Regions from separate parts of the Homo sapiens genome. Here region 2 is linked to region 1. A link is an interaction called in ENCODE POLR2A ChIA-PET data of the cell type or tissue named here. Cell type or tissue: GM12878. All regions are shown on one strand. Links, peaks and the distances in the headings refer to the core of each region. The heading gives the core; the rest is flanking DNA.

Region 1 (16,042 bases), core at 4,684-12,683:
AGATAAAACCTAGTTTAGAGATAATGTATGTGCAGAGCGCAGCGCAGTGCCTGATTGGCAGTAAATAGAAAGTGGTTGTATTGCATTGGTGAAAATAGGAAGTCTCTTTTGAGTTGCTTCCTGGCTGAAAGAATCCCTCCATTGGCAAATTGTTGTGAATCTGTGATTTTCAAATTGTGGTTCATGATCTTCCTCTAGAAAGGTCTTCAGTTGGTTTTCGGGTGACAGTGTATGAAATGATGTAATTATGTACTATTTATTTTAAATATAAAAATGCGGCTTCACTACTAATTTTTTAATTTAAAAAACCTTATTTTCCCCTCTCTCTTCCTCCAATTCAGCTGATAGTGAAGTTGTTGGTTCTTTGCCATTTCTGCTGAACTTAGGAAAAAAATTGGGAATTATGAGCACAGAGGACCCCACATCTTTTAAGTTCACTGCCATGTCCACAGTGCCTAGCAGAGTACAGTCACAGTATTTATTTACTGGCTGCCTTGGAACCCTGAGCTTCTTATAGGGATCGGATTTTCCATGGATATTAGGATCTTAGTACTAGTGTGTTCAGAAGATTAAAAGTTAGAGGTAGTTTCAAAATAAATTTTATTTCACACTTTTTTGTTGACGATCATTTTTATTCAGATGAGAAGCCTTTCCCAAATAGTGTCATTTTATGAGATAAAGAGTAGCATTGAAGAGCTTGAACTCTAGAGACAGCATCTACGTTTGAATCTAGGTTCTAGCATTTAGTAGCTATAGCTCTGTGGTCTTTTTTTTTTTTTTTTTGAGGCAGAGTCTTGCTCTGTCACCCAGGCTGGAGTGCAGTGGTATGATCTCCAACTCCTGGGCTCATTCAGTCCTCCAGCCTCAGCCTCCCAAGTAGCTGGGATTACAGGGTTGTGTCACCACACCAGGTTAAATTTTTAATGTATTTTTTGTAGGGATGGGAGTCTCACTATGTTGCTCAGGCTGGTCTTGAACTCATGGTTGCAAGCGATCCTCCTGCCTTGGTCTCTCAAAGTGTTGGAATTACAGGCATGAACCACTGTGCCTAGCCTCTGTGATCTTGATGTATAATTTAACAGCTCAAAGCCTCGATTTCTTCTTTCGTAGAAGGAAGATGATAACGGTACGCTGTTCAGAAGGTTCTTGTGAGGACTAAATGTGATAAAGCATTTATTTGGCACATAGTAAGCTCTCAAAACTGATGCCGTCACTGATAGACTTTATGTCAGTTAAAATCTACGGTCATATTTTTCAAGTCTGTTTGGTACAAACTTTGGAAAAATGAGGTATATGTTAACCTTGGAGGCCTTAATGCTATTGTTAAACTAGAAATACTCAGATGCCGTAATTAAATACATTTTGTAGTGACTTAGGAAAAGTGCTTGCACGTAGGTGCTCAGTTATTATATGAAATGTACTATAATTGTAGAATTAATAATTGTAATGCAGTAATTATAGAATTAATAAGCTGGTATAGAACTATGATTTGAAAAATCTCATTTGTGATATTATAGAATAGTGGTATATAATACAGAAAACATTTAAGTGGGTATTTAAACAGCAGTAGAAATTAATTTCTGTCTCAGAGTTAGGAGGAAAGATTACAGTTACATCTTAGATGCATTTTTGCTTTTCTTTGGCAAGAGTTTCTTAAAAAATTGTCATGCTCTTATCACAGCCTGTTCTCTTGATATGTCTATATCACTCTTGTTATATTTGCAAGTCTGTTGTTGGACTATATCTGCAGTGACAGATTTAGATTATTTTGATTAAATTGACTAGTCAGTTCAATAAAACGTCTATTTTGAGATCTTCTTTGAATTTATTCTGCTGCTTTTACGGGTTGATACATCTGTAAATGTGAATTTTATATCATATTTATTCTAAATTAACTGTTTAGAGTGGACATGGTGATTTTATTTTTGGACATTCAATATGATACTGTTCGAGGTATGGTTTTTGGTTTCAGACTAAATTTTTGTTAGGTTGAAAGATTGATTCCACTGTATTCCAGTTTGAACTTTTATCATATGGGCTCGTCTAAGTTTGTTTTCCACATGAGAATGAAATAGTACTTTTGTAGATAATCTTTTGTAATTACTGTATTTTCTTCATTCTAAAAGTACATTTTAAAACTTTTTAATGTTTCTGAAATTGGGACACATCTTAAAATTTATGTGCACAATTATTGATGGTGTGTCTTAAAATCAATGATCTTTCAGAATCATAGATATATAGTATATACCACCATTTAGAATGAAACTCTAGACTTCTTATTTGCAATGGCAATGTGTTTTCTAAAGATTGCTTTGACATTTAAAAAATTTTAATAATTAGTTGCATGATGCTTTTTTGAGAATAAGTTCATTTTGGAAGGTTTTCGCTAGGTGATTCAATTGATTAGAGTAGGGGTTTTTAGGTTGACTGAGGAATGTAGTCTGTAAGGGAATATAGAAAGTTGTCTAGATGAGATGAAGGGTTTTAAAAAAATTCCTGCTAAGAAATTACTTTGCGAATCTGCGTATCCACACATTCATGTTCTACTTGGCTCTCAGTAAATTTTTGAATTTTCTTTAACTCAAGAAATGTATGTGTGTGTTTTAAACATGTTAGTACATATACACTGCTTCATTTTTCTGAACCCTTAGCCCAATATATTGATGTTAAAATGAGTGTTTCGTATCTTCTCTGTTCTGTATAATTTTGGTACCATATTCTTCATTTAAGTCTGAGTGAATCATGATTGTTATGATTCCCCTCCTCTGCTATTTTTTTTAAAGCAAATAACAGTCCCACACAGCATTCTTATTGTAGTCTTATCATTCATTCCTGGAACGGTTAAGGTATAAGGTGGAGTAATATACATTGAAATTTAATTGTGTATTGCTCCTTGACTTGTCTCAGGAACAATGGGCAGTTGCTGACTTCTGTATCATACTAACCTAAGAGGTGGCACTGCCTTATGAAAATTGGAAATTTAGGTGATTGTTCAGGTGATTTTTGTGTAAAATAATTTTGTCTTAAAAGTTCTGATGAGGGAAGTCTTCTTGTTTGACTTAGCAAGATAATAGTTCTCCATCTTTCACCTTACCAGCGTAAAATAATTAGCCTTAGTTTTCCTTGCCTTTTAAATGGGGACTGATAAAACAGATACTTAGAGAATTCTGTGAGATTTACCTAATCACTTTTAACGGTAAAAGATCATCATGGGAAAGGTAGACTGTAAGTGTGAATTATTGATACTTTTCATTTTTCCTCACCCTAAGAGACAGTGCCTGAAATAGGTACCTTTCTTATCCCACTTGTCAAGGCTGAGAAACTTAATACATACCATAATCACAACTTTTGAGATAGAATTGAATTGCTGTCATTCAAAACAGCAGGACATCTTACAACCGTTTAAATAGCAATTCTTAGTATAATCTTTTCTGTCAAGAGACATACAACCATTTTAGGTAACAGTAGCTCAAAATATAATATTATTGACTCACTGCTCAGACTTCTTGAATTCATCAGTAAATTGCTTTTTGTATTGAATAATATAGACCTAGAATTATAGGGATCTGGAGTTCAAATTTTATATAGAATTATATGACAGAAAATTATGATTTATCAGTTTTTTTTCCCTTAGAGACAGGGTCTTACTCTTGCACAGGCTGGAGTATGTGGTATGATCATAGATCACTGTGGCCTCAAATTCCTGGGCTCAAGTGATCCTCCTGCCTTGGCCTCCTGAGTAACTGGGACTATAAGCACACACCGCTATGACCAACAGTTTCCTGAATTTTTTGTAGAGGAGTCTCACTGTGTTGTGCAGGTTGGTCTCGAATTTCTGGCCTCAAGTGATCCTCCTGCGTCTGCCTCCCAAAGCTCAGGGATTACAGCCATAGCCACCAATACTGAGCCTGGCCCAGGATTTATGAGTTTTTTTTTTGTTTTTTTTTTAAACCTAAAGGGCAGTATAAATATAAAGCAAGATGTGTTGTTTGAAAATTGCAAAGAAGTTTTTTTATGTTAAAAATAGTTTTCTTTGACAGTTTAAGCATGCTTTTTAGAATGCCTATTCTTTTGGTTCTCTTAGTTTAAAAACAATTTTTAAAAGTTGTTCATGTTTCTGATAACAAAGTAAACAGTACATAGATTTTTTTTTAATGGAAAGTAACAGTTTTTTTATCCACCCCCTGCCCCTAGTTCTCCCAATTCCATTCCCTTGAAGCAGACTGTTTAGCTGTCTTTAGTCTTACTCCTTCTGTTGGTTTTCTGTACAACTCTTAATAATACACTTATTTCTCATTGAATTGTTAATTGAAGTAATATCTTTTGATTCCCTGCTCTGAAATATGAGGATTTAGTTTGCTTACCTATTCTTCCTTTCTTTTCCTTCCTCCCAGTTAATGATAGTTAAAATTTTTTTAAAAAGATTATTGGTTGCCTTTATAGTCTAAAAATATATATTTAAACTTCTGTTTCTTATTCCTATGAATAACATGTTTTTTATTCTCTACTTTGTAAATTGGGGATAATATCTTCTCCATCCACTTTTAGCTGGTTTATATTAGCTACACTTAATTTTACATCTTCAAAGTTAATAACATTTACTTTGTACAGTGCAACTAACAACCAATCTTCTATGCTTTGTCTGTAAGTAAAAGGCCAATAAATTATACATTTATTATAACTAAATATTCAATGCCAGACCAAACAGCATATTACGATTAGATTAACTACAAGGCCAGTGTCATGATCTCTGGGCTTCTCAATGAGTCATAGCATTGAGGCACAATAGATCAAATCTTTCTCTCCCCACCTCACCCCCAATGTCTGATACTTAATTAAAGTTATTTTACATTTTAGTTTGCTTCATATTTCATCTGTGATTTTCTTATGCAGCTTTTTTTCCTTCTGGGATTTCTGATTACTTCCCCCTATGCCCCTTTAGTAGTCTGTTTTATTGGTATACACTCTGCAGCCCCCTCTTGCCTGTCTCAACCTGTTTGATTTACACCCATTTGTTTTGTCTCGCAGAAATATATTGAAATTTCTCACTCATTGGTGACCACCACCCTTCTCTTTGCTGTTTATTCCTTTTTGCATTTTCTGTATGTCCCCTACCCACCCAGTGGGGTCCTGAATGAGTGAGAGGTGAAAGTGTGTGTGCCTAGTTGGCCATCTTTAACCTGGACTTAGCCACTGAGTTTTGAAGTGTCTGTTGTATACTTTTGTGTGAAATCCATAAAATATCTTCTCCTATATCAAATCTTTGAGACTTCTGTCATTTAAATATGGGCAATATGTACTTTGTATGCATATAAATACTTCACAGAATCCATATTAGAAGGAAGTTACAGTGTGTTAAAAGAGATCACGGAGTTTGTTCTAGTTAACTTCTATTTTACAGGACGGAAAACTGAGGCACAGGGAGAGAGAGCAAGCATGTGTGAGCAGTATTCTTGCTCAGGGACTCAATTTAATGGCCTAGCAGAATTACAATGACATTTTTTTGACTTTGAATTTCTTAGCCGTGCTCTGATTCATAATGCCTCGCCAACCTTGAATCACGTGGTTTAGAGAAGTCACAATTATATTAGTAGCATGCAGTTCCTTCGGGAAGTTGATACCAATTCTATTGGAGGGATCCCATTTATTCTAGTAGTTTGTTGTCTTGAAAAAGAAGTAGAATGAAATTGTTTGAGTTTAAATATTTTTGCTCAAATTCTTGTTTTGGTTTTTAAAGATACTTTAATCAGTTATTATTGATATACTGTCACAGTAATTACCAGACAACAGGCATCCAGCTATTAATAACCCCATATTTAAGAACCAAGGCAAAGGAGAAGAAACGGTTTTGAGAATTTTTTGGTATTTGATTTAACAAAGCCTACATTTAATAAGGTATGAATGATAGTTAAGGGATTGCCAAGTATAGTCTTAGAAAACAGTGGCGCACTTTCAGCCTTTTTGTATGTACATAGGATGTTAGATGCTGTTAAAAATAAAAGTAGAATGTAACACATGAGGATAGAGCAGGCTTAAATTTTTTTTTTTGCATGAAGCTCATGCAATGACATTAATTGCTCATGTAATATTAGGGTAGTTCTAGCCGATGAAATAGTGTTAAACTTCAAAGTCCCAACCTGGTCCAAATTAGAGGCTCCAGGAAGGAATACCATATGCATCTTGATGGCAGTTTCAGGTGTTGGAATGAGATCCCGAATCATTTGATTCTATCAGTCATGATGCTTGGATTTAACTTAATATCAGCTTTCCATCCTGTATGGGAATGCTCTAATACAAAACAGAAGTTAAAATGACCCATGAATGGTGTGGCAGAAATTTCCAGCTTTAGAAATTTTAATTAGTGCTGTCAGTGGTTCAGTGAAGTCGTAGTGTTCCTTCCACAGGTTGCATGCACTGGTAGTCTCATCCTTTAGATGCATCCTCAAAACCCTGGCAGAAATTGCAACTTTATTGTTTGTTGGATGTGATTCTTTATACAGTATTAGTATTTCAAACTAATATACCAAAGGGAAATGTTATTAAAATGTAACGTTTTAATGAAATAAATTGTTAAGAGTGAAGATATTTTTAACATAATGTTCTTTGTCTTTATTTTAAAGAATTCAGAAGGAACTTGCAGAAATCACATTGGACCCTCCTCCCAACTGTAGGTAAGTACTCATGGTTTTTTATTTACTTGTATCTTTTGCAGAAGGTGCATTTGAACTGTTGGTTTTATATGCAGCTGTTGTTGTAGTCTGATTAATTAGTAAAAACATCATTGTTGTTTGAACTTAAGTGACTGTGGAAGACAATGGTTTTTGTCATCTCTGTGCAGAAATGGAATGTTCAGCAAGTATGTTTGTAGTGGTTGAACGGAGTTGCCAAAAGTAGTGTAATGCAATAACAGTAAGACAATGAAATTATAGGGTAACAAATACACTATGACATTTTAGTGGAAGAGGTGTTAGGGCCTTAAGTGGTTTTTTTAATGATAGAATAATAGCATGGCTAAAATATGTGCTATGTTGTATTGTTATCTTGTTGGAATTTGATTTTTAAAAATGCAGACACATTAAACAGTGTTTCTTCATGGTTTACATTATTTCTTGTCGTCATTGGTTGTGACTAGGTAAGAATGGGTGATTTGAGGCAATGATGTTAAATGTAAAACTCTCTCTCCCTTTATGATCATGACCTCGAATTTTCTGGTCAGTGTTTACTTTTAGGAAAGAAAAGTGCTTACCTGGAAATGGTTAATGTTATAAAGATACATGGACAAAGAGGAGAAAAATAACCTCTTACCTTATGCTGCTGCTTTGGGTCTGGTGCAGTAGTTAGAAGATGGCTGTTTGGTTATTTTTAAGACACTTATTTCTGTTTTGAGATGAGATCAGCATTGGAACCAGGCCAACCTGGAGTTTTTCTGGTTTAAAATGATAATCTTATGCATTGAAGGTGAGAGGGCCGATTAAATAAAAATTTTCCCAACGTTGAACGCAGGTAGAATTTATTGCTTGGTATGATTTCTGAGTTTACTGATCTTACTTTTATGTAAAAACAAAGATAACAATTTTGTGTAGGAAAAATTCTAATAGGACTTACTTTGTGGTGAATCTAATATGGTTCTTCAAATGAATCATGTACAGTTTATAAACTTACAGTAATAATATTCAAAGAATGTTTCACTCAAATAGAACAAATATTTCTTTGTTAGGTAAAACCGTTTAACCTAAGACTTTTTGTCACTCTTAGGACTGTATTACATCAAAGCCGTTTCAGATGGCAGATCATTGTTTAGCTTTTGGTGGTCAATGATTATAAGTGGATGGATTTGTGGAAAAACCCCAGTTTGAATTAAACCTAACATCCTTTGTTTCTTAGGATAATATTTGTTTTAATGGTCTGAATCTTTAAAAAACCCATATTATTAATATATTACATATATTATTTTTGTAACCTTTTTTATGAACAATTGAACTGATAAATAAGTGAACTTTATACACTTCTTTGCTTAAATTTTGACAACCCCAATCACCGGCAAAATAAACAACTTTGTTTTAATAAGTTTGTTTAAGGCTCATTTTTAATAAATGAAATCCACATACAGTATCATGTGATGTAGACTGCAATTTTGCTATTAGATAAATGGGGAAAGGAACTATATAAAGGTTATTATTTAAATAAACAAATAATTGAACCATAGTTCTATTAAAAGTAAAAGAAACGTTTAACTATAGTGTCATCTGAAATTTGGAGGTTTACTTTGTCTTTGAGCCTTAGTGACATCATTACTAGTTCATATGTAAGCTCTTCATAAATAGAGCAAAATGTGTATTACAGGTTTTAATTTTTAAATGTAGAAGTCACACATAATAAGCCCTTCAAACAGTTTCAGGGAAGATATCTACTTTAGTTAATTTTCTGACTTGGGAATTTGTAAGGAAATTCTCACTTGTGGGCTGAGGATTGGATAGCTGATAAGTTTGCTTTAGAAGCTAGGTCTGCAGTGCAGTGGCTTTGGCTCCTTTTATTGATTCTAAAACAGTTGCTTGGACTGGGTCAGGCAGAGAGAAAGGTTATTTACCTTCGTATGGCACTCCCTTTGGCAAGCAAAGGGTCCTCTGTGCTGTAGCTGATAGAAAATGTAAAACTGGTTAATCAACACTTATCAGTGTGCTTGTGTTACTTAATATGGATGTTTGGTGTGCTTATTAAGTGCATCACTGTGGTCTTTGGACTGTTTGGTGTCAAATATTTGGTTGTGGTTTGTAGTTAATCTGCCCATCTGTATTTCGGTGAAAATGTGGTTACCATCTTCAGAAAGAGATTAGATTGCAGTGTTAGTTTGGCTTATTTTTGGTCAAAGTTAACAGTGCTTTTGTGGTTGATTTTTACAAGTTCTGCACTGCCTGCATTGGCCTAATGACTGTAATGGATTAATTTATCAAAATAGAGCAAATTAAAGTTATCTGCCTAATAGAAGTCAGAGTCCTTTACTTAATCAGTTAAGTCATATCTCATTTCAGAAGAAAGCATCCCCTTACTCTGCTCCCTTTGTGGATTACCTCTCCTATCACACATGCCTCTCAAAACCCTGCCTTTTGGTTCCCTGGGTAGTTGTTAGTCTGCTATCACATGTAAAGATTATATGTGAGGGAACATCTGTGGGTTTTACCTGTTTAGTCAGAGAGTGGAGAACGATTTTTTCTACTGGTTGTCTGGGTAGGGGTGGGTGTGTGTCACATTCCACTTTGAGTGTGGTTTATCCTATTTTCGGGAACCTTAACAGACAACCCAATACTGTGTGTTTGTCAGGTTAGATGGAACCTCTGAATTTTGGTGCATCTCTTAGGTGATATCTAGTTAAGCTTCTTTTGGAATCATATTGAAGGAACTGTATGTGTTTAAGCGTTGTGCAAATCTGTTATTTAAAGAAGTTGAGACTATCAAGTCACCCCGAATCACAGCATTCAGTGTAGATAAAGTTTTATGTAAGGCATTTTTAGAGGAAGTTATTCTAATATAGTATTGGTTAATTTTTTTTCAGGTTTTGAATAAACAAATATTATTTTAAAGAACACCTACAAATGATTTAATAGATTGAATTATTTCATGTAGGAGATATTTGCCTCTACATATTTCAGTTTTTTCTCACTTTATTGTTGTCTTTGAAGTAAAAATGCAGTAAGATAGTTTTATTTTTGAAGTTGGGTTAAATATGTCATCCTTTTTAAAAACATTACTCACAGTTTAATGGGTAAATATTTTAAAACAAAACTTTATAGCTAAGAAAAAATTTCTGCTCATAAAATCGTAGCGTCTGTAGGGCCATAGGCATAGAAAATTACACTTCATTTGAGTGAAATTTGGTATATGCTTAGAGTATTTCCTATAAGTAGTGGAATATATTTTTCTTGGCCTTAACTGTCATGTTGGCTAACATAACTGACCCATGACATTTGCAAGGGTTCTATCCTGAGGCCTTCACAGATCCACTGATCAATAAATGTTTTCATACTACTGCTGAGTTAGAGGTGCTGGGCAGTTGGTTAGAATTGCTCGTTACCTTGGTGCCTTGCACACCAGCTTAGATGGATAGAGTGGGTCAAATTGATGCTTTATCCTTACAGACCTCTAACAGGTAGATTCACTGCCCCTTATAAATGACTACAGGTTGTAACTTTCACAGTTCTTCACAAATTGTTAAAAGCAAGATCTTAGATCTGTGCATGTCAGTGTGTTCATTTATACTTCCTCGGTGCTAGTGGAGAACTGGCAGCTAGTGGGCCAGCAAATCTCCAGATAAAAATTAAAATTAAAATCGTCATCATCCAAAGGATAACTTGCTCCTCTGTATCACAGAGAAGCTAACTTGTTCAAATGCTATTATGATCTGCTACTGCTAAAGTTTGTATTAGGTTTACGAGCAGGGGAATGACAGAGAATCCTTATTACTTTTTGGAAGAAAAGACTAAGGTAAAATGATTTATTTGGATTTTGATTTTTGGTCTAGTAATTGAACAAGTAAAAGGAGGAAGTAAACCAAAAAAGAGGATGTAGTTATACTAGCAGTTTACACTTCTATTTCTATGTGTTTCAAGAATCTGCTCATGGAACACTGGCGCTGCTTTTTAATTTTGTCTTTTATTTGATAACAGCTTTATTGAGATATAAAGTGTAAAATTCACTTATACTTTTAGGTTTTTAGTATAGTCTCGGAGTTTTGTAATCATCACAGTCTGTTTTGCAATATTTTGATACCTCCCAAAAAATAATCCATGCCTTTTAGCAGTCACTCCTTCCCCATTTTCCCCCAGCTCTTTCACCACCAGCCCTCGGCAGCAATTAGTCTACTTTCTGTTTCTATAGATTTGCCTTATCTGGACATTTTGTATAAATGAAATCTTGTGTGCTTTTTGTGTCTGGCTTTTAAAATTTTTTTTACAAAGTGTAATATTTTCAAGGTTCATCCATGTTGCTGCATGCGTTAGTACTTCTTTTTTTTTTCTGAGACGGAGTTTCGCTCTTGTCGCCCAAACTAGAGTGCAATGGCGTGATCTTGGCTCCCTGCAAGCTCCACCTCCTGGATTCAAGCGATTCTCCTGGGTCAGCTTCCCGAGTAGCTGGAATTACAGGCGTGCGCCACCATGCCTGGCTAATTTTTGTATTTTTAGTAGAGACGGGGTTTCACCGTGTTGGCCAGGCTGGTCTTGAACTTGATTACCCAAGTATTTCTTTTTTAAAAATATTTTTAATTGAGGTAAAATATACATACATGATTTACCATCTTTACCATTTTTAGTGTAAAGTTCAGTGAATATACATTTATATATTTATATTCTTTTTTTCCTCTTGATCCCCCCACTCCCCTTCCTGGCCTCTGGTAACTACCAGTCTACTCTCTATTTTTGAGATCTACATTTTTAGCTCTCATGTAAGAGTGAGAACATGTGACATTTGTCATTCTCTGCTGGGCTTATTTCACTTAACCTTGCCTGTGGTTCCATCCATGTTGCTGCACATGACAGGATTTCATTCTTTTTTATGGTTGAATTAAATATTCCATTGTGTGTATATACCACATTTTCTTTATTCATTCATTTGTTAATGGGCACTCAGGTTGGTTCCATATTTTAGCTATTGTGAATGGTACTTGGGTAAACATGGAGGTGCAGATATCTCTTTGATACATTAATCTCCTTTCTTTTTGATATATACTGATATGCTTTGGCAATGTCCCCACCCAAATCTCATCTTGAATTGTAGCTCCCATAATTCCCACGTGTTGTGGGAGGGACTGGCGGGAGATAATTGAATCATGGGGGTGGTATCCCCCATACTGTTCTTGTGGTAATGAATAAGTCTCACGAGATCTGATGGTTTTATAAGGGGAAACCCCTTTTACTTGGCTCTCATTCTTCTCTTGTCTGCCACCATGTGATGCGTACCTTTCACCTTCACCATAATTGTGAGGCCTCTCAAGCCAGGTGGAACCATGAGTCCATTAAACGTCTTTTTGTAAATTGCCCAGTCTCAGGTATGTCTTTATGGGCAGCGTGAAAATGGACTAATATATAAATATATATACCCAGTATAGGAATTGCTGGATCATATGGAAGTTCTGTTTTTAGTTTTGTAAGTAACCTTTGTACTGTTCTCCATAGTGGCTGTACTAATTTACATCCCAACAACAGTGTACGAGCCTTCCCCTTTCTCCGCATCCTTGCCAGCATCCGCTATTGCCGTCTGTTTGATCTAAGCCTTTTTAACCTCAGTGAGATATTGCATTGTAGCAATGTTGAGCATTTTTTAATGTACCCTTTGGCCATTTGCATGTCTTCTTTTGAGAAATGTCTGTTTACATCTTTTGCCCCCCCCCCCTTTTTTTTTTTTTTTGAGTTGTCTCTCTCTGTCACTCAGGCTGGAGTGCAGTGGCGTGATCTCTGCTCACTGTAACCTCTGCCTCCTGGGTTCAAGTGATTCTCCTGCTTCAGCCTCCTGAGTAGCTGAGACTACAGGTACATGCCACCATGCTCAGCTGATTTTTGTATTTTTTTTTTTTTTTTGAGATGGAGACTCACTGTGTCACCCAGGCTGGAGTGCAGTGGCATGATCTTGGCTCACTGCAACCACTGCCTCCCAGGTTCAAGTGATTCTTCTGCCTCAGCCTCCTGAATAACTGGGATTAGAGGCATGCACCACCACACTTGGCTAATTTTTGTATTTTGAGTAGAGATGGGGTTTTACCGTGTTGGCCGGGCTGGTCTCAAACTCCTGACCTCAAGTGATCCTCCTGCCTTGGCCTCCCAAAGTGCTAGTATTACAGGCGTGAGCTGCGCTTGGCCCTTTTGCCTGTTTTAAATTGGATTATATATATATATTTGCTGTCAAGTTGTTTGAACTCTTTACATATTCTGGTTACTAATCCCTTGTCCCTTGTCAGATAGATAGTTTGCAAATATTTTCTCCCATTCTGTGTGTTGTCTCTTCACTTTGTTGATTGTTTCCTTTGCTGTGCAGAAGCTTTTTAGGTTGATGTAATCCCAGTTGTATATTTTTGCTTTGGTTGCCTGTGCTTTTGAGATCTTACACAAGAAATCTTTGCCCAGACCATTGTGCTGTAGTGTTTCAGGTCTTAGATTCAAGTCTTTAATCCATTTTGGTTTGATTTTTTTTGTGTATGGTGAGAGATAGGGGTTTAGTTTCATTCTTCATATATAGTTATCCAGTTTTCCCAGCACCATTTATTGAAAAGACTCTCCTTTTCCCATTGCGTGTTATTGATGCCTTTGTCAAAGATAAGGTGGCTGTAAATGCGTGGATTTATACCTGAGTTCTCTCATCTGTTTCACTGATCCATGTGTCTGTTTTTATGCCAGTACCATGCTGTTTTGATTACTATAGCTTTGTAATAAATTTTGAAGTCAGGTAGTGTGATGCCTCCAGCTTCATTCTTTTTGCTCAGGATTGCTTTGGCTATTCATAGTCTTGTGGTTCCATGTAAATTTTAGGTTTTTTTTTTTTTTTTTTTTTTTTACTATTTCTGTGAAGAATGTTATTGGTATTTTGATAAGGATTGTATTGAATCTGTAAATTGCTTTGGGTAGTCTTGTCATTTAAAAATATTGTTATAGTTCTTCTAATCCATGAACATAGAATACCTTTCCATTTTTTTGGTGTCCTATTTATTTCATCAGTTTTATAGTTTTCTTTGTATGAGTCTTTCACTTCTTTTGTTAGATTGATTCCTAGGCATTTTATAATTTTTGTAGCTATTGTAAATAGGATTGCTTTCTTGATTTTTTTCAGGTTATTTGCTGTTGACATATATAAATGCCACTGATTTTTGTGTGTTGATTTTGCATTCTACAACTTTGCTGAATTTCTTGACAGTTCTAACAGCTTTTTTTTTTTGGTAGAGTCTTTAGGTTTTAACATCACGTAATCTGGGAACAAGGCTGATTTGACTTTTTCCTTTACAGTTTGGATGCCCTTTATTTCTTTTCTCTTGCCTAATTGCTCTGGCCTTTGTTCCTACTTGTTACCAAATAAACTTCCATTTTTATGGATATACCACATTTTATTTTTCTTCTCATCAATTGATGGATATTTATATTGTTTCCACTTTTTTGCTACTATGAATAATGCTGTTATGAACATTTATGTACAGGTTTTTGGGTAGACATTTGTTTTCATTTCTCTTAGATATGTACCTAGCAGTGGAATTGCTGGGTTATATAGTAAGTCTGTGTTTCCTGCCAGCAGTGTATGAGGGCCCAGTTTTTCTCCACAACTTTGGCAGCACTTGATGTTGTCCTTTTTTTTTTTTTAATGATAGCTATCCTAGTAGATATGAAGTGGTATTTTGTTGTGGTATTGATTTGCATTATTCTGATGGATGATGGATGAGCATCTTTTCATGTGCTTATTGTCCATTTGTTTATCTTCTTTGGAGAAATGTTAGTTCAAATCCTGCTCCATTTTTTAATGACTTGTCGTTTTATTGTTGAATTGTAAGAGTTTTTTCAAAATACATTTTGGATATAAGTCCTGTACATCAGATATATAATTTGCAACTATCTTCCTCCATTCTGTGGATTTTTTTTTTTTTACTTTCTTGATAATGACCTTTGAAACATAGAAGTTTTTGCTTTTTGTGAAGTCTAAATATCTGTTTTTTCTTTTGTTGTTTGTGCATTTGGTGTCATATCTTAGAAACCATTGCCTAATCCAAGACCACGAAGATTTACATCTGTATTTTTTCCTAAGAATTTTACAGTTTTAGCTTTTACATTTTGGTTTCTGATCCTTTTTCAGTTAATTTTTGTATGTGGTATGAGATTAGAGTCCAATTTCATTCCTTTTGGCTTGTGTAGACCCAGTGTCCCAGCACCATTCGTTGAAAAGACTATTTTTTACACTGAATTGTCTTGATACCCTTGTTGGAAATCAGTGGATCATAAATGTGAAGATTTATTGCTGAATTCTCAATTTGGTTCCATTGGTCTGTATGTCTGTTCTTATGTCAGTAACATACTGTCTTTATTACTATAGTTTTACTGAGTTTTAAATCAGAAAGTGTAAGTATTCTAACTGGTTTACTTTTTTCATTGTCTTAACTCATTAGGTAAGGCATTCCCAGTGGAAATGGGAAGAGGCTGTGACTGGACATAAACCTAACTACTGTGTCATTTTACTACTCATGGGAGCCATTTTATAGAAGAAAGTGTTTTTTTTTTTTGTTTTTGTTTTTGAGACAGAGTCTTGCTCTGTTGCCCAGACTGGAGTGCAGTGGCACCATACCAGCCCACTGCAACCTCCGCCTCCCAGGTTCAAGCAATTCTCTTGCCTGAGCCTTCTGAGTAGCTGGAACTACAGGCGCATGCCACCATGCATGGCTAATGTTTGTACTTTTAGTAGAGACGGGTTTCACCATGTTGGCCAGACTGGTCTCGAACTCCTGATCCCAAGTGATCTGCCCTCCTTGGCCTCCTAAAGTGCTGGGTTTACAGGTGTGAGCCACTGCGCCTGGCCGAAAAGTGTATTTTCCACATCATAGTAACTAAAATGGTATGTAGGGAAAGTGTGTGTGGGGGTTATTTTTTGAAATTATAGAATAGGAAGGTATTGAGACAGAAATTAGAAACAATGTCTGTATGCGTGATCTCTACAAAGAACAACCAATGCAAAATCTAATTATTGTCACTAATTATTTTTCTTCTCTGCTTATTGTAATATTTGTACAGCAGTTTTTAACTTTTGAAGGATTTCTGTATGTGATGTCATTTAGTCTTTTCAACCACTTTCTGAAACTCCTAACATTAAGTAACTTGTTCAAGGTTGCCTGAGCCTCCCAAAGTGTTGGAATTACAGGTGTGAGCCACTGCGCCCGGCCAGGAAAACATCTTTAAGGAGGGATGTGAACTTGGCTTTGAAGAATGGGTGGGATTTGGAAAGGTAAAAGGAAATAGGGATGGCTTTACGTAAGAGAATGAATGAGAGCAGAAACATAAAAGGGGAGAATTTAGTATAGTTATTC
Region 2 (16,042 bases), core at 5,094-13,093, 680 kb after region 1:
AATGTTTTATAATCCTAGACATTAGATTAATGAACTTTTTAAAAACAAAGTCATGTTTGGGCTTAGAAGTTTGCATAATGTTACACAGAATGATTATGATATCTTCCGAAACAGCTTGGGGTTGGGGGGAAGTTACACATAGGTGCATTTGCATAACTATCCAAACTATTTTACTGTTTTCACAAGTACAACATAAATAACAAAGGTGCTAATTTCAAAGACAGGTTTCAAACAATGAGAATAAGAATATATTATTTCATATCAGGCAATAATAACCTTAGCCCAAATACTTTTAACATCTAAAGTGCATTAATTGACTTCCTTAGGAATTTTCCTAAGGACCAAAGGTAGATACAAATGGCCTATTTTAAATAGTAATATTACTCCATGTTCACAGACACTTAAAGGCAATCACTATTCAACATACAATTGTGGAAATTACTGATTTTTAGTTCTCAGAATTAGAGTTCCCTTTGTTTTTCCTCCCAGGCAAAGGAAAGCTTGATTTGCTCTGGGGTTGAGAAAGTTTACTGGCTAATAAAGTGAATGGTTCAATCAGAGTTTTCCGATCTGTAACAGTCACCTCCCACAGTCTTACTTTCTCACTTTTTGCCCACTGCTGTGCCACTTCAGCGTCCACTTGTCTCTGCTCAGAAAGGTCGATTTTGTTTCCTAATACCACAATTGCTACCTGAAAGAAAACGGATTGAAAAGATCATACTAGTACTTTGCCAACATCAGTTCCTGGGCAAAATGGAGACATAAGGAAAATTGTTCCACTTAACAAACCTGCTTCATTAAACTGATTCTCAAGTGTGACTGGATATTAGGATTTCACCTTACTCCTTAATGCATTTTTGTTAAAAATGGAGATGCTCGGCCGGGCGTGCTGGCTCATGCCTATATTCCCAGCACTTTGGGAGGCCGAGGCTCGTGGATCTCTTGAGGTCAGGAGTTCAAGACCACCCTGGCCAACACGGTGAAACCCCATCTCTACTGAAAATAAAAAAATTAGCCAGGCGTAGTGGTGTGCGCCTGTACTTGGGAGGCTGCGGCAGGAGAATCGCTGGAACCCGGGAGGCAGAGAGGGTGCAGTAAGCCGAGATGGCGCCACTGCACTCCAGCCTGGGTGACTGTGCAAGACTCCATCTCAAAAAAAAAAAAAAAAAAAAAAAATGCAGATGCTCTGTAGTTTGCTAACTGTAAAAAAAAAAAAATTAGCTCAGGTATGAATGGAAGATGGACTTGGGAAATTGGCATCTAGGATACAGACTGGTTTCAATGAGTCTGCATTTCAGTTTGGCTACACTTGATGTATGAGAGATTTGCAACATAGTACTTCAAAACAAGACAGCTGGAGCTGTGGGAGTTCTGTATCCATGAGAACAGGAATTGTTGTGTTCACATTATTCACAATACTAAAAAGGTGACTGCTAAGTGTCTGTTAAATGTATGGGCCAAAAACAAAAAAAGTATGTGCCAATAGGAACATTTTACACGAATGCTTACTATACACCAGACACTGCGCGTGACAGAATACAGCAGTCAAAGCTCGGGGAGGAGAAGAGACCCCAAACCAGATTTTCAGATAGTGCCCGTAAAGATTACACAAGACGATGTGACAGTAGACAATGGGCAGCAAGAACTGTCAAAGGCCTCTCTGAGGAGCAGCAGTGAACTCATCAGATCTTGGAACCACTACTGTCTTCCTTCCTGTCTGTACATTGAGCTTGAGCTCCCTGTGCTCCAGTAAGGCCATGCCTTGCTGGCAGGATGAAAGTGGGCCAGAGCTCCAGTTTTCTAGGGGAATCACATACTCTATCTCATCTTTCAAGCCCTCCTGTCATTCTTCATCACCCAGGGTTTCATCTTCATGTATCTCCCCCTACTGTGACCTCCATCTCCCTCTCCTCCCAACTGCAGAAACTCGTTCACTTTACCCCTTAGAATTCAGCAAGACTAACCCCCACTGCATCCTCCACCTCTGCGTCCTCCACCTCTGCTTTGAATGTTCCTTCACCTTTCCTAGTTGCCTTGCAGTCCTGCTTCCTCTATCACTCCCCTCCTACCACTACCACAAGGTTGGGGTAAGATGTCCTCCTTGTCCCTCAGTGCTACCTCCAATGGTGTCCTTCTCTAAAACCCCTGCAGAAAGCTGATGCTATCAGTCTGTTGTACCTACTAATCCCAGGCCGGCCCCCCAACTGCTCCTCATCACAGAGCTGACTCATGGTCAACCTGCTCTCGCCGTTACTCTGGTCATAATTCTTAGTGATTTCACTGGCCACGTAGATGCTGCTTCCAGTAACCTGGTCTCTTATTCTTTGACTTCTCCAATGGTCTCATCATCCTTACCTCAGCCATTCACCACTCCCGTGGTCATATCCTAGACCTTGTTTTGTTTGTTTTTTTTAAAGAGACAGGGTCTCTCTGTGTCACCCAGGATGGAGTGCAATGGCTTGATCATAGCTGGTTGCAGCCTTGATCTTCTGGGCTCAAGCGATCGTGATCCTCCTCCTCAGCCTGCCCAGCTATTTTTTTAATTTTTAGAGATGGGGTCTTACTTTATTGCTGGAGCTGGTCTCAAACTCCTTGCTTCAAGCAATCCTCCTGCCTCAGCTCCGCAAAGTGCTGGGATTACAGGCGTGAACTACCACATCCAGCCTAGACCTTGACATTGTAACTGCTCTCTATGATCTCAGTTCCAGGCATCCCACTCTGACTCCTGCCTTCCCAGTCATGCCTAATGCCCCCATTGCAAGAATTCCAAACACCACAAGGACGTACAACCTACTGGCTCTACTACCTTTATCATTGTCCTTCCACCCCACTCATGTCCTTAATTCCTCCCTACCCAGCTTAGATTATTTTTATTCACTCCCTTGCCCCCATTATCCCACCATATTCACCCGGCAAAACCCCTCCCTTGTTAAATTTAACTATTAACCAGACTCTGTGCCTACACCATTTAGCTGAATATGGCTGGAGAAAAACATACAACCCTGCTGGCCCAGATCATACCACTGATCTCAAATGAACTGATGTTCTCCGGCAAATGTATTACATTTTCTCCATTTACTCTGTAATGAGATATCGCATACCTTTGGTGCCCTTCTACAAGTTCCAGTATCTCCTCTTCCTTCCCCACTTTCCTTTCACCTGATGACCATATTGTTTCAGTAAGATACGCAATTAGAAGAGAATTTCAGCCAGGCACGGTGACTCACACCTGTAATCCCGTACTTTGGGAGGTGGAGGTGGGTGGATCATGAGGTCAGGAGATTGAGACCATCCTGGCTAACACGGTGAAACCCTATCTCTACTAAAAATACAAAAAAAATAGCCGGGCATGGTGGCGGGCGCCTGTAGTCCCAGCTACTTGGGAGGCTGAGGCAGGAGAATGGCATGAACCCGAGAGGCAGAGCTTGCAGTGAGCCGAGATCATGCCACTGCACTCCAGCCTGGGAGATGGAGCAAGACTCCATCTCAAAAAAAAAAAAAAAAAAAAAACTTCCACATTCTTCCGCCACCACATCTAACAACCTACCATCTTCCAAGCCCATTTGCTCTGCCTTAAAACCCATCCTCCTTCACCCGGACAAGGGTGTCACTCCAGCACTTAGTCCCCTCATCATCAATTTTCTCCCATTAGCATACAAACACAATCTTATCTAAATAAAACAAACGGCCGGGCATGGTGGCTAATGCCTGTAATCCCAGCACTTTGGGAGGCCCAGGTGGGTGGATCACCTGAGGTCAGTAGTTTGAGACCAGCCTGTCCAACATGGTGAAACCCTGTCGTCTAAAAATACAAAAATTAGCCAGGTGTGGTGGTGAACGCCTGTAATCCCAGCTACTCGGGAGGCTGAGGCAGGAAAATCGCTTGAACCTGGGAGGCGGAGGTTGCTGTGGGCTGAGATCATGCCACTGCACTCTAGCGTGGGCAATAGCAAGACTCCATCTCAAAAAAAACAAGGATGATACATCTATAGCCACAGGATGAATATTATACATTAGTTACCAAGAAAAAAAAACAGGGGTGGGTGGATGGGTGTGGTGGCTCACACCTGTAATCCCAACAGTGTGGGAGGCTGAGGAAGGAGGACTGTTTGAGACCAGGAGTTCAAGACTAGCCTGAACAACATAACAACACCTGTCTCTACAATTAAAAAAAAAAAAAATCTGGGTACTGATATGGAAACAACTCCAAGATATGTTACATGAAAAACAGAAGGTACAGGATAGTATGCCACCTGGTGTGAGAAAGGGAAAAAAGGCTAGGCACACGGTGGCTCACACTCATAATCCCAGCACTTTGGGAGGCCGAGGCAGGAGGATCACTTGAAGCCAGGAGTTGGGAGACCAGCCTGGGCAACAGAGCAAGACCTTGTCTTTGCAAAAAAATAAAAATAAAAATTAGGCAAGCATGGTGATGTACTCCTGTAGTCCCAGCTACTCAGGAGACTGAGGCAGGAGGTCACTGGAGCCTGGGAGTTTTAGGCTGCAATCATGCCATAGCTCTCAAGTCTGGGCAACAGAGCAAGACCCTGTCTGAAATAGGGAAAAAAAAAAAGGAGGAAAAATATTTTTAATGTATACTCCTATTTGCTTGCATTTATATAAAGAAACTCTGGATGACTGCCCCAAAACTAATAAAGGGGTAAAATATTTTAAAAAGCATGCTTAATGTACAGGATCTTGGTGGTTGAGGACAGCTGTGGGAACCAGACTGAACACAGTCCTTTTTACATATGATTGTCATTTTTGAACCATGTGCAAACATTACTTATTCAATTTTTTAAAACCAAACATGAAAATAAATAAATGCAACTTAAGCCATATCATGTCATTCCTTTGCCCCAAACCAGTGCTTTCTGATCTCACTAAAAGTGAAAGGCAAAGTGCCCCCATCACCTACAACACACCTCCTAGCCCACTCTGGCTTCACTGCCGATTCCTGAACATGGCAAGCAAATTCCGACCTCAGATCCTCGGTACTAGCTATTCCCTCCACCTGGAGCACTCTTCCTTCCAGACATCAGCTTTGTTCCCTCCCTCCTTACCTCCTTCAAATATCTGCTAAAGTCACCCTACAGAAAATAGCACCCTCATTCCCCATTCTGCTTTTCCACATAGCATCACTCATTGTAATGTATTAAATATATTTATTTACTGTCTCTCTCACTCCCAAAATAGAAGCTTTATTGGGATATGGACTGTTTTGTTCTCTACCACATTCCCTGTACCTAGAACAATGCCTGGCACATAGTAGTTGCTAAATAAGCATTCACGGAATTAATACGATTATGGGGATTGAAGAAGCATATGAGGAAGTTACTATTATTCTCCTTTTACAGATAAGGAAACTGAAGCAGAAAAGCTGAGAAGCAAAGCCAAGATTTAAGTATCTAGTACGTGAGTGTTCATTGACCTTTCAACTTTTGTGGGGCAGAGAGGGGTCTCTGGAGGATACCCAAGTAAATAATTACAGCATTTGCCTGTTTCGGTGGGAAAGATGGGAAATACGGGGGAGAGGAGCTTTCATGACTTCTTACATCTTTTCAAAACCTTGTGAATATGTTATCTATTCATAAAGTAAATTAGTATTCTAAATAAAATATCAATAACCCAGATGTCCTACAACAGATAAATGGTTAAAAAGAGTTTGGTACGTACCATGGAATACTACTCACCAAGAAAAAGAAATGAACTACTGATCCATGCAGTGACTTGGATGAATCTCCAGAGGATATGTGAGTAAAAAAAGCCAATCCCAAAAGATTACATATTGTATGATTTTTTTTTTTTTTTTCCGAGACAGAGTCTTGCTCTGTCACCCAGGCTGGAGTGCAATGGCATGATCTCAGCTCACTGCAACCTCTGCCTCCCGGGTTTCAAGCGATTCTCCTGCCTCGGCCTCCTGAGTAGCTGGGATTACAGGCGTGTGCTACCACGCCAGGCTAATTTTTGTATTTTTTTAGTAGAGACGGGGTTCCACCATGTTGGTCAAGCTGGACTCGAACTCCTGACCTCGTGATCTGCCCACCTCGGCCTCCCAAAATGCTGGGATTACAGGTGTGAATCACTGCACCTGGCCTGTATGATTTCTTTTATATCAGGGGTCCCCAACCCCTAGGTCATGCGCTGGTACCAGTCCAGGGCCTGTTAGGAACCGGGCCACACAACAGGAGGTGAGCAGGGAGCAAGCAAGCATTACCACCTGAGCTCCGCCTCCTGTCACATCAGTGGCATGAGGTTCTCACAGGAGCTGGAGAATCAAATTGTGAACTGCACATGTGAGGGATCTAGGTTGCATGCTCTTTTTGAGAATCTAATGCCTGATGATCTGAGGTGGAACAGCTTCATCCCCAAACCACCCCATCTCCATCTGTGGAAAAATTGTCATCCACAAAACCGGTCCCTGGTGCCAAAAAGACTGGGGACCACTGATTTATATAACAATCTTGAAATGACACAATTATAAAAATGGAGATCAGATGAGTGGTTACCAAGGGTTAAGGTGGGGGTGAAGATGGGAGGGAAGTGGGGCAGCTATAAAAGAGTAACATGAAGGATCTTTGTGGTGATGGAAACGTTCTGTGTCTTGACTGAATCAACACAAATACGGTGGTTATGATGTACTAGAGTTTTGAAGATGGTACCACTGGGGCAAACTGGGTAAGGGATCTCTCTCTGTTACTTCTTAAAACTGCATGTGACTCTATAATTGTCTCAAAATAAAAAGCTTAACAAAAAATATGCAAAAATCTAAGTTAAGAACATCTAGCCAGTACTTTTTGTTGTTGCTGTTTGTTTTGTTTTTTGTTTTTTTTCTACCATCTAGCCAGTACTGTTAATCAGTATATTATCTGGTTTCCTAGACAATGAAGAGTCCGCCACGTGAAGATCTGGAGAAAGATTTGAGATAAGAGAGTTCCAGACAGGGAAACAAGCAATTGAGAAAGCTTAATAGGAAAACAAAACTATCATGTTGAAAAAACAGAAAGTAGACTGGTGTCACTGGAGTATAGTGAGAGACAGGCAGATAATAAAGATGAGATGAAAAGGACAGGCATGGGCCAGGTAATCTAAATCTTTACAGACCACTGTAAGGCATATGAATCTTATGTTTAAGTGGTATATGGGTAGAATCCAATAATTATTAGGTTTCTTTTTTTGGTAAGCCTGAAGACAAGAATCCTATGTACCCAAGGAGATAATAAAAAGCCCAAGGAGGGCAGGCATGGTGGCTCATGCCTGTAATCTCAGCACTTTGGGAGGCCGAAGCAGGCGGATCACAAAGTCAGGAGATCGAGACCATCCTGGCTAACACGGTGAAACCCTGTTTCTACTAAAAATACAAAAAATTACTGGGCCTGGTAGCACACGCCTGTAGTCCCAGCTACTCAGGAGGCTGAGGCAGCAGAATCCCTTGAACCTGGGAGTTGGAGGTTGCAGTGAGCCAAGATCGTGCCACTGCACTCCAGCCTGGGTGAAAGAGAGAGACTCAGTCTCAAAAAAAACAAAAACAAAAACCCAAGGAAACAGCAATACCAAAGAACATAAAATGAATTATGTAGTACTTGAGATAAGAAGTCATTAAAATTCAACTTGTAGATGGTAACAAGCAAAAGGCAGAAAGTCAAATTCTGGTCCTAACTAAATTCAGTCAGACCTGTATTTCTTGGGTTAAGAAAAAAATTCTAGGCCAGGCAGAGCGGCTCACACGTGTAATCCCAGCACTTTGGGAGGCCAAGGCCGGCAAAGCACTTGAGGTTAGGAGTTCAAGACCAGCCTGGCCAACGCGGTAATACCCTGTCTCCACTAAAAATATAAAAATTAGCCGGGCATAGTGGCACACTCCTGTATTCCCAGCTACTTGGGAGGCTGAGGCAGGAGAATCGCTTGTACCCGGGAGGCGGAGGTTGCAGTGAGCCAAGATCGCATCATTGCACTTTCAACTCTTGCCTGGGAGACAGAGCGAGACTCCGTCTCAAAAAAAAAAAAAAAAGAAAAAGAAAAAGAAAAGAAAAAAATTGTAAAGGTTTTACAGATACTAAGAATATACTGTAATGATCTGAAAATAAACTACCCAAAAGTCTGTGCTATAATTTAAATGGTATTATAATTCACATTTGGCATTTTTAACATATCCACTTGCCTCTTTTTTGTCTTTGAACTTATCGATTTCTTTCTTCAGAAGCTCCACTCTTTGAAAGGATTCAAGGTTATTCACACTGTACACAAGAACGAAGCCATCAGCAAATGAAAAATAATGCTTTGGCAGCTCCACGCCTTCCTGTAGACCTCTGGTGTCATAAAGATGTAACTGTTCTTTTACTCCTCGGTCTGTTTCTACTGAAGCCATGTATACATCTTCCATTGTTTCGCAATCTTCCATTCCTGGGATTAAGAAAACAAATTACTCTTTTTGGCTAAGTCAGTGTCAACTGCTCCGTATTTTCTTGTCCTTTAGAAATTGGCTTTCTAGGTTTCTTATTTACCACATATAATAATCACATTTCTATTTTACTTTTTTTTTTTTTTTTTGAAACAGGGTCCTGTTCTGTTGCCCAGGCTGAAGTGCAGTGGCTCGATCTCAGCTCACTACAACCTCCGCCACCTGGGCTCAAGGGATCCTCCCACCTCAGCCTCCCAAGTAGTCCCTCCCAGCTGGGACTACAGGTGCCATCATGCCCAGTGAATTCTTGTACTTTTTGTAGAGACAGGGTTTCACCACGTGGCCCAGGCTGGTCTCGAACTCCTGGGCTCAAGCAATCTACCCACTTTGGCCTCTAAAGTGCTGGGATTACGGGTGTGAGGCACTGCACCTGGCGTAAACAAAATTCTTTTAAAAAATATTTCTTCTGCATAAAAATAAAAATCCCCTTCTTGTTTATGATCTTTTAAAAATGCATTTTACCACTTTGTTTCATTTGTGCAAGTTTTATCTCTTCAACTAGTCTCTAAGTTTATTAAGTGAAAGGAACCATTCTGTGTACACAGCAAATATTCAATAAGCCCTTACTGATAAAGGAATTAAAGGGAGAAGATTAACATTCTTAATTTTAATAAGTAGTGGAGAGACATGTGATAAGACAGGTAAGGTATAGTCCCAGTAACCACCTCCATATTTAAATATGAGGCCAGGCACGGTGGCTCACGCCTATAATCCCAGCACTTTGGGAGGCCTAGGTGGGCAGATCACCTGAGGTCAGGAGTTCAAGAACAGCCTGGCCAACATGGCCAAACCCCATCTCAACTAAAAATACAAAAATTCGCTGGGTGTGGTGGCGGGCACCTGTTATCCCAGCTACTCAGGAGGTTGAGGCAGGGAGAATTGCTTGAACCTGGGAGGCAGAGGTTGCAGTGAGCCGAGATCATGCCACTGCACTCCAGCTTGGATGACAGAGCAAGACTCCGTCTCAAAAAATAATAATAAAAAAATAAAAATAAATGAATGTGAGATACATCCAGAGGTAAAATCACATGGATAACATCCTATACCCCCCCCAATCATACTATGTTATAGTTTTTTTTAAACTAGTTACAGTTTTCCTAAACAACCTAAATACTGTAGAATGATTTGTTCCAGATGCCTTACATGAAATGTCCGTTAAGTATTAGATTACATAAAATCTCCACAAGTATTAGATTAAAAGGAATAATCACATGGTAATACATAGATTGGATCATTGAGAAACCAAAAATTTACTTTCATCAACATAACTCATAAGGAATGTATTCAGTGTTTAGAAAGGTAAAATTATTCATAAATCTGATTATGTATATACCTGTCTGTGTCATCCTGTCATAAATTAAGCCCTAAGGAAATTAAAGGTTATCTATTAAGACACAAACGTATTGGGCTTTGATTACAAATTAATTTAAAAGCAAAAACTACCAAGCATTTTGTCATGTGATTTTTTTATCCACCAAAAGCCAGTCCGGTTAGCCCACCTCCACCTGCCTCTCCAAAAGGGGGTCTAAAGTTTAGACCTTTTGATATTTTGGTACTCTAAAGATCAAATGAAGTCAAGAGTCTTCCACTAGTTCTCTAGATTTCCTCTCCCACTCCACGCTGCTGGGCAACTACCCATCTCGCACACCAGGGGAAGGCTTAAGGGTGCAATCTCTGGGGAGTATAAAATAGAGGCTGTCTAGACTGTGGGATAAAGGGAATGAGTTCCACCATGAAAACAGGGCAATTAAGTGACATGCCTGCGCACACACACATACTGAATGTTGAAGTCCTCCGGCTTTCCCTTTCTGCTCCCAAAACACTGGCAGCCAGCTCTTTATCCCCATCCAGGGGAATCTGGAGAATCTGGCCAACGGAAAAGGAAAAAATCCTAAATATACTGACATCTAGGTTTCCCCAATAAATGCCCCTGCCAGATCACTTTAGTGAAGCTCTAAGTCATGAACCCTATCCATATGCTTAGAGCTTCCAATTGGCTTTTTAAGTTGTATTTATTTATTTTTGAGACAGGGTCTCACTTTGTCATCTGGGCTGAAGTTCAGTGGGACAATCTCAGCTCATTGCAGCCTCAACCTCCTGGGCTCAAGCGATCCTCCCACCTCAGCCCTTCAAGTAGCTGGGACTACAGGTACATACCACCAAGCCCCACTAATTCTTGTATTTTTTTGTATAGATGGGGTTTCACCATGTTGCCCAGGCTGGTCTTGAACTCCTGAGCTCAAGCAATCTGCCTGCTTCTGCCTCCCAAAGTGCTAGGATTACAGGCATGAGCCACTGCACTGGGCCTAGGGGTCCATTTTTAATTATGAACAGATAACCAAGGTTTAGCAGACACCTGAAGAAAATAGAGACCAACAAGAAGAGACCGCTACAGAGAAACCAACTATACAAAGAAAAGAAAACAAAAACAAACAAACAAAAAACTACCTAATCTATCAAAAAAATAAGATAGTACATCCATGAAATAAGAACAGGATACTAACAAAAACTCAATAGAAGGGCTGGAAAATAAAGATAAGAATATCTACCAAAAAGTGGTACAAAAATATTGAGAGATGATAAACAGGAAAGGGGCAATAAGAAAATTCAAGGACTAGTCCAGAAGGTCCAGCATCCAAAAAGAGAGTTCCAGAAAACAAGGACAGAGAACACAGAGGAAAGAAAGCAATAACAAAATAATTCAAAACTGAAGAACATGCATTTCCATATAGAAGGGGCCCTCTAAGTGTCCAATACAGTAAATGAAAACAGACTGGCCAGGCTCGGGGGCTCACACCTGTAATACCAGCACTTTGGGAGGCCAAGGTGGGCGGATCACCTGAGGTCAGGAGTTCAAGACCAGCCTAGCCAACATGGTGAAACCCCATCTCTACTAAAAATACAAAAATTAGCTGGGCACGGTGGTGCGCACCTGTAATTGCAGCTACTTGGGAGGCTGAAGTGGGAGAATTGCCTGAACTCAGGATGCGGAGGCTGCAGTGAGCTGAGATCGTGCCACTGCACTCCAACCCGAGTAAAAAAAGAAAAAGAAAGAAAAGAAAAGATCAATTCTATGACGCATCACTGAAATTTCAGAACACTGGTGTCTTAGTCCATTTGTGCTTCTATAACAAAATACCACAGACTGGGTAATTTATAAATAGAAAATTTCTTTCTCACAGTTCTGGAGGCTGGGAAGTCCAAGATCAAGGTGCCAGTAGGTCTGGTGTGTTGTTATGGCACAGTCCCTACTGCAAGATGGAGCCTTGTTGCTGCATCCTTGGGAGGGGTCAAATGCTGTGTCCTCACATGGTGGGAGAGACAGAAGGGCAAGAGAGCACTCCCTTCAACCTCAAGCCCTTTTATAAGGATGCTAATCTTTCATGAGGGATTAGTCCTCATGAAGGTGAAGGGTGGAGCCCTCATGATTTAATCACCTCTTATAGGCCACAGTGCTTAATACTGTTACATTGGAGATTAAGTTTCAACATGAATTTTGGAGGAGACACTATCCTTCAAACCACAGCAACTAAGAACAAAGAAGAGAGCCTAAAAAAGTTTCCACAGACAAAGCATCAAGAATCATAATGGTTCCCAGATTCTCAAAAGTAGCACTAGAAGCAAGAAGACAATAGAAGCTGATAAAGTTAAAGAGACACACCTTCTATGAATCAGCAATTTCTAGATATGTATACCAGAATTTATCACATAATAGCCAGGATACATGTACAATAATGTTCCAGAGTAGCATTATTTCCAATAGCTCCAAACTGGAAAATAACCCAAATGTTCATGAAGACCTAACAGACAGAGGTAGTTTCATGCAATAGAATGTTACATCAATGAAAAGTAAACAACCACAGCTACGGCAAAATGGATGAATCTTTTATTTTTTTTTCTAAATAGAGATGGGGTCTCCTGATGTTGCCCAGGCTGATCTCAAACTCTGGGGCTCAAGTGATCTTCCCACCTCGGCCTCCCAAAGTGCTGGGATTCCAGTGGTGAGCCACCATGCCTGGCCTGATGTGTCTTACAAATATAATGTTGAGTAAAAGAAGCCAGACATGGATTAATTTAATTCATAGAAAATCCATAGGGCAAAAAATAAACTAGACCATTTAGTGACACACATATGTGGCAATTAAAAATAAAAAGAATGATTAACCAAAAGTCAAGGGAAGGAATGAGTTGCAACTGGACAGAGGAACACAGGGAGCCACTGGCCTGTCCTCAATGTTGTACTTTTTGATCCATGTGGAGATTATGTGAAGGTTTGTCTTATAATTATTAAACCATATATGCAATGCTTTCAAAATTCCGAAAGTATATTATTTTTGACCTAGAGTTCCATACCCATCAAAATTACAATTCAAATGTTAGTGTAAAATAAAGACAGTTTCAAACATGCAAAGCCTCAGAAAATGTATCACGTATATTTTCTCAGAAAACTATTTGAGGAGACCCTCCATAAAAACTAATATGTAATCATAGAAACAGGAAGAAACAGAACCTAACACAGATATGAAGTAAAGGAAATCACAAGCACAATTAGTAAATATCTCAATTCGGAAGCCCCAGGGTCACGACTACGTCCCAGGTAGAGGGCATGTTGAAGGCCATCATCACTGGATGTTCTGTTCTACTGTACAACCTTTTCAACCCCAGAAAAGTACTGGAAAATGTGCTCCAAAAAAAAAAAAAAAAGGTATAAGCCAAAAGAAGAAAAGAAGACAAGAGATCTAGGAAACAGGAAATCAAAACCAGGGAGAGGCCGGGTGCAGTGGCTCATGCCTATAATCCCAACATTTTGGGAGGCTGAGGCAGGCAGATTGCTTGAGGCCAGGAGTTCAAGACCAGCTGGAGCAACATGGTGAAACCCTGTCTCTACTAAAAACACAAAAATTAGCCAGGCATGATGGCGCATGACCGTAATCCCAGCTACTTGGGAGGCTGAGGCAGGAGAATCACTTGAACCTAGGAGGTGGAGGTTGCAGTGAGCCGAGATCGTGCCACTGCACTCCACCCTGGGTGACAGAGCGAGACTCCGTCTCAAAAAAAAAAAAAAAAAAAACCAAAGGGAGAAACAAAGGGGAAGTTCCATGATGATGGTGGCACAGTAGATAAGAGGACACAGAGCTCCTGAAAGGACACAGCCAAGAAAAAAAATAGATTATCTGATGGAGCTGACCTCATGCAGAACTGAGAAACATCTGGACTATGTGGAAAGAACTAGCAAAAGGTATAAACAAAACTAAAGAAATGACAAATACATGTTGGCTTCCATGAAAACAAAACAAAAAAAAGAATCACAGTATACTATACTGCTCTGCTGAGAATACCACTGACCCTTAAACAACACAGATTTGAACTTCACATGTCTTACATGTAGATTTTCTTTCTCCTCTGCCACCTGACACAGCAAGACCAATCCCTCCTCCTTCTCCTCAGTCTACTCCACATAAAAACAATGAGGATGAAGACCTTTACGATGAACCACTTCCAGTTAATAAATAGTAAATATATTTTTTCTTCCTTATGATTTTTTTTTTTTTTTTGAGATGGAGAATCACTTGAACCCAGGAGGTGGAGGCTGCAGTGAGGTGAGATGGCATCACTATACTCCAGTCTGGGAGACACAGATTTTATTTTATAGGCATTATCATCAAAGAGAGTGTCTTATATCCTTTGCAGTGGCTATTTTTCACTTACATTCTTCTTTTCAAATTTAAATAATGGTAACCTCTTATACATTTTAAAATAACCTTTATTTTTTAAAGCAGGTTTTTGTTTTGTTTTGTTTTGTTTTGATACAGTCTCGCTCTGTTGCCCAGGCTGGAGTGCAGTGGCGTGATCTTGGCTCACGATAAACTCTGCCTCCCGGGTTCAAGAGATTCTCATGACTCAGCCTCCTAGATAGCTGAGATTACAGGCACGTGCCACCATGCCCAGCTAATTTTTATATTTTTAGTAGAGATGGGGTTTCGCCATGTTGGCCATGCTGGTCTTGAACTCCTGACTTCAAGTGATCCGCCTGCCTCGGCCTCCCAAAGTGCTGGGATTACAGGCGTGAGCCACCACACCCGGCTTCTTCCTTATGATTTTAATAACATTTTCTTATCTCTAGCTTACTTTATTGTAAGAGTACAGTATATAATACACACAACATATAAGACATGGCAATTAACTGTTTATGTTATCAGGTTTAAGGCTTCTGGTCAACAGTAAGCTATGAGTAGTTAAGTTTCTGGGGGGACAAAAATTTGGTTGTCAACTGATGGGGGGGCGGTGTTGGCACCCCTAACCCGTGCACTGTTGAAGGGTCAATTGTACTGTATTTATATATGCCAGCAGCTCTCCAACTGTGGTCTGCAGATCTCATGAGGTCTCCTTTCAGGGGACCCACATGGGCAAAACTATATTCATACTACTACCAAAGCCATTTGCATTTTCCACTGTGTTGATATTTGTACTGATGTTGCAAAAGCAGTGGTGGGTAAAACTGCCGGTACCTTAGTGCAAATCGAGTCAGTGGCACTAAACGTATAGTTGCCATTAGATCCTCTCTTCACCATCCTGTGCTTGCAGTTAAAAAATTAAAAAGCCAGTTTTACTTAAGAATGTCCTTAATGAAGCAATAAAAATGACTAATTTTATTAAATCTCAAGCCTTGAGTATATATCTTTTCAATATTCTATGGAATTAAATGGAAACTATACATAAAGCATTTCTGCATGCAATTATGGTAACTGTCTTGAGGAAAATCTCTTGTGTGTTTTAAATTGCAAGCTGAACTAGCCATCATTTTTAAAAAGAAGAAATGACAGAAAAACTATGTATTTACAATATTTGACAAACATTTTCTCAAAAAGTAATAAAGGAAGCCTATCATTTCAAGGAAAGTAACTATGGTAACAGTATTTGTTGTCAATAAAATTTGAGCTTTCAGGCAAAAATCAGAATTGTATCCATCATCATGAACTTGACAGATTCCCAATACTGATGAAATTGGTATTTCATCAGATATTAACAAAAGTGATATGGAAGACTTCCTTAGCGAACCAAAATTTCCAAAATGACCAATTCACGATGCTAAAAAACTCTGCTTGGGTAAAAAGATCCATTTAAAATGCAGGATCAATCAATGAGATTTTAATTTAGCAGAGTAAAAAAGTTCACGAATATGATTTCAGATTCTACACTGCAATAACCTTTAAGTAACCATCACTTGTTAAGTTTTAGTGAAATACCAAAGAAAAATACCCATAATTACCTGAAAAGGCTATTAAAGTATTCCTCCTACCTTTTCCAACTACATATCTGTGTGCGGCTGGATTTTCTTCATATATTTCAACTGAAACACCTCATCACAGCAGATTACAAAGGCAAGTGTTAATAGATATGATAATTGCCTTCTATTAAGCTGGACATCAGAAAAGATTTTCTAAAAAGTAAATCAATGCCACCTTTCTATTTTGAAAATATAATTTTTTTCATAAAGTTATTTTAGGATATAATGAGTTTATTAGTGTCATTTAGAAAAAATAAGTAGTTTACAAATGTCTCCATTTTCCTTTTCTTTTT

What was found. ChIA-PET counts read pairs that join two places held together with the same protein. Peaks named below come from ENCODE experiments on the same cell type or tissue, not always from the same donor. Only the 100,000 strongest peaks of a DNase experiment are listed, where the experiment ranks them.
Region 2: POLR2A ChIA-PET joins it to region 1 with 10 read pairs; 5 of 35 experiments call an interaction of 5 or more read pairs at or near these places.

The regions. Positions count from the first base shown.
Region 1 is chr3:23,210,642-23,226,683 of GRCh38, forward strand. UBE2E2 (ubiquitin conjugating enzyme E2 E2) reads left to right here. Exons shown (of 6, transcript NM_152653.4): 3 at 6,621-6,671. Among named protein-coding and RNA genes, the nearest start is that of UBE2E2, 15 kb to the left of the region's middle. In GM12878, for the core only: no CTCF peak of the experiment used is centred there; a DNase peak (open chromatin) is centred at 8,776; H3K4me3 peaks cover 680 bases; H3K27ac peaks cover 2,462 bases.
Region 2 is chr3:23,892,647-23,908,688 of GRCh38, forward strand. It overlaps NKIRAS1 (NFKB inhibitor interacting Ras like 1), which reads right to left. Exons shown (of 5, transcript NM_020345.4): 4 at 8,162-8,403; 5 at 1-691. The coding sequence ends at 449. Among named protein-coding and RNA genes, the nearest start is that of NKIRAS1, 16 kb to the right of the region's middle. In GM12878, for the core only: no CTCF peak of the experiment used is centred there; no DNase peak of the experiment used is centred there.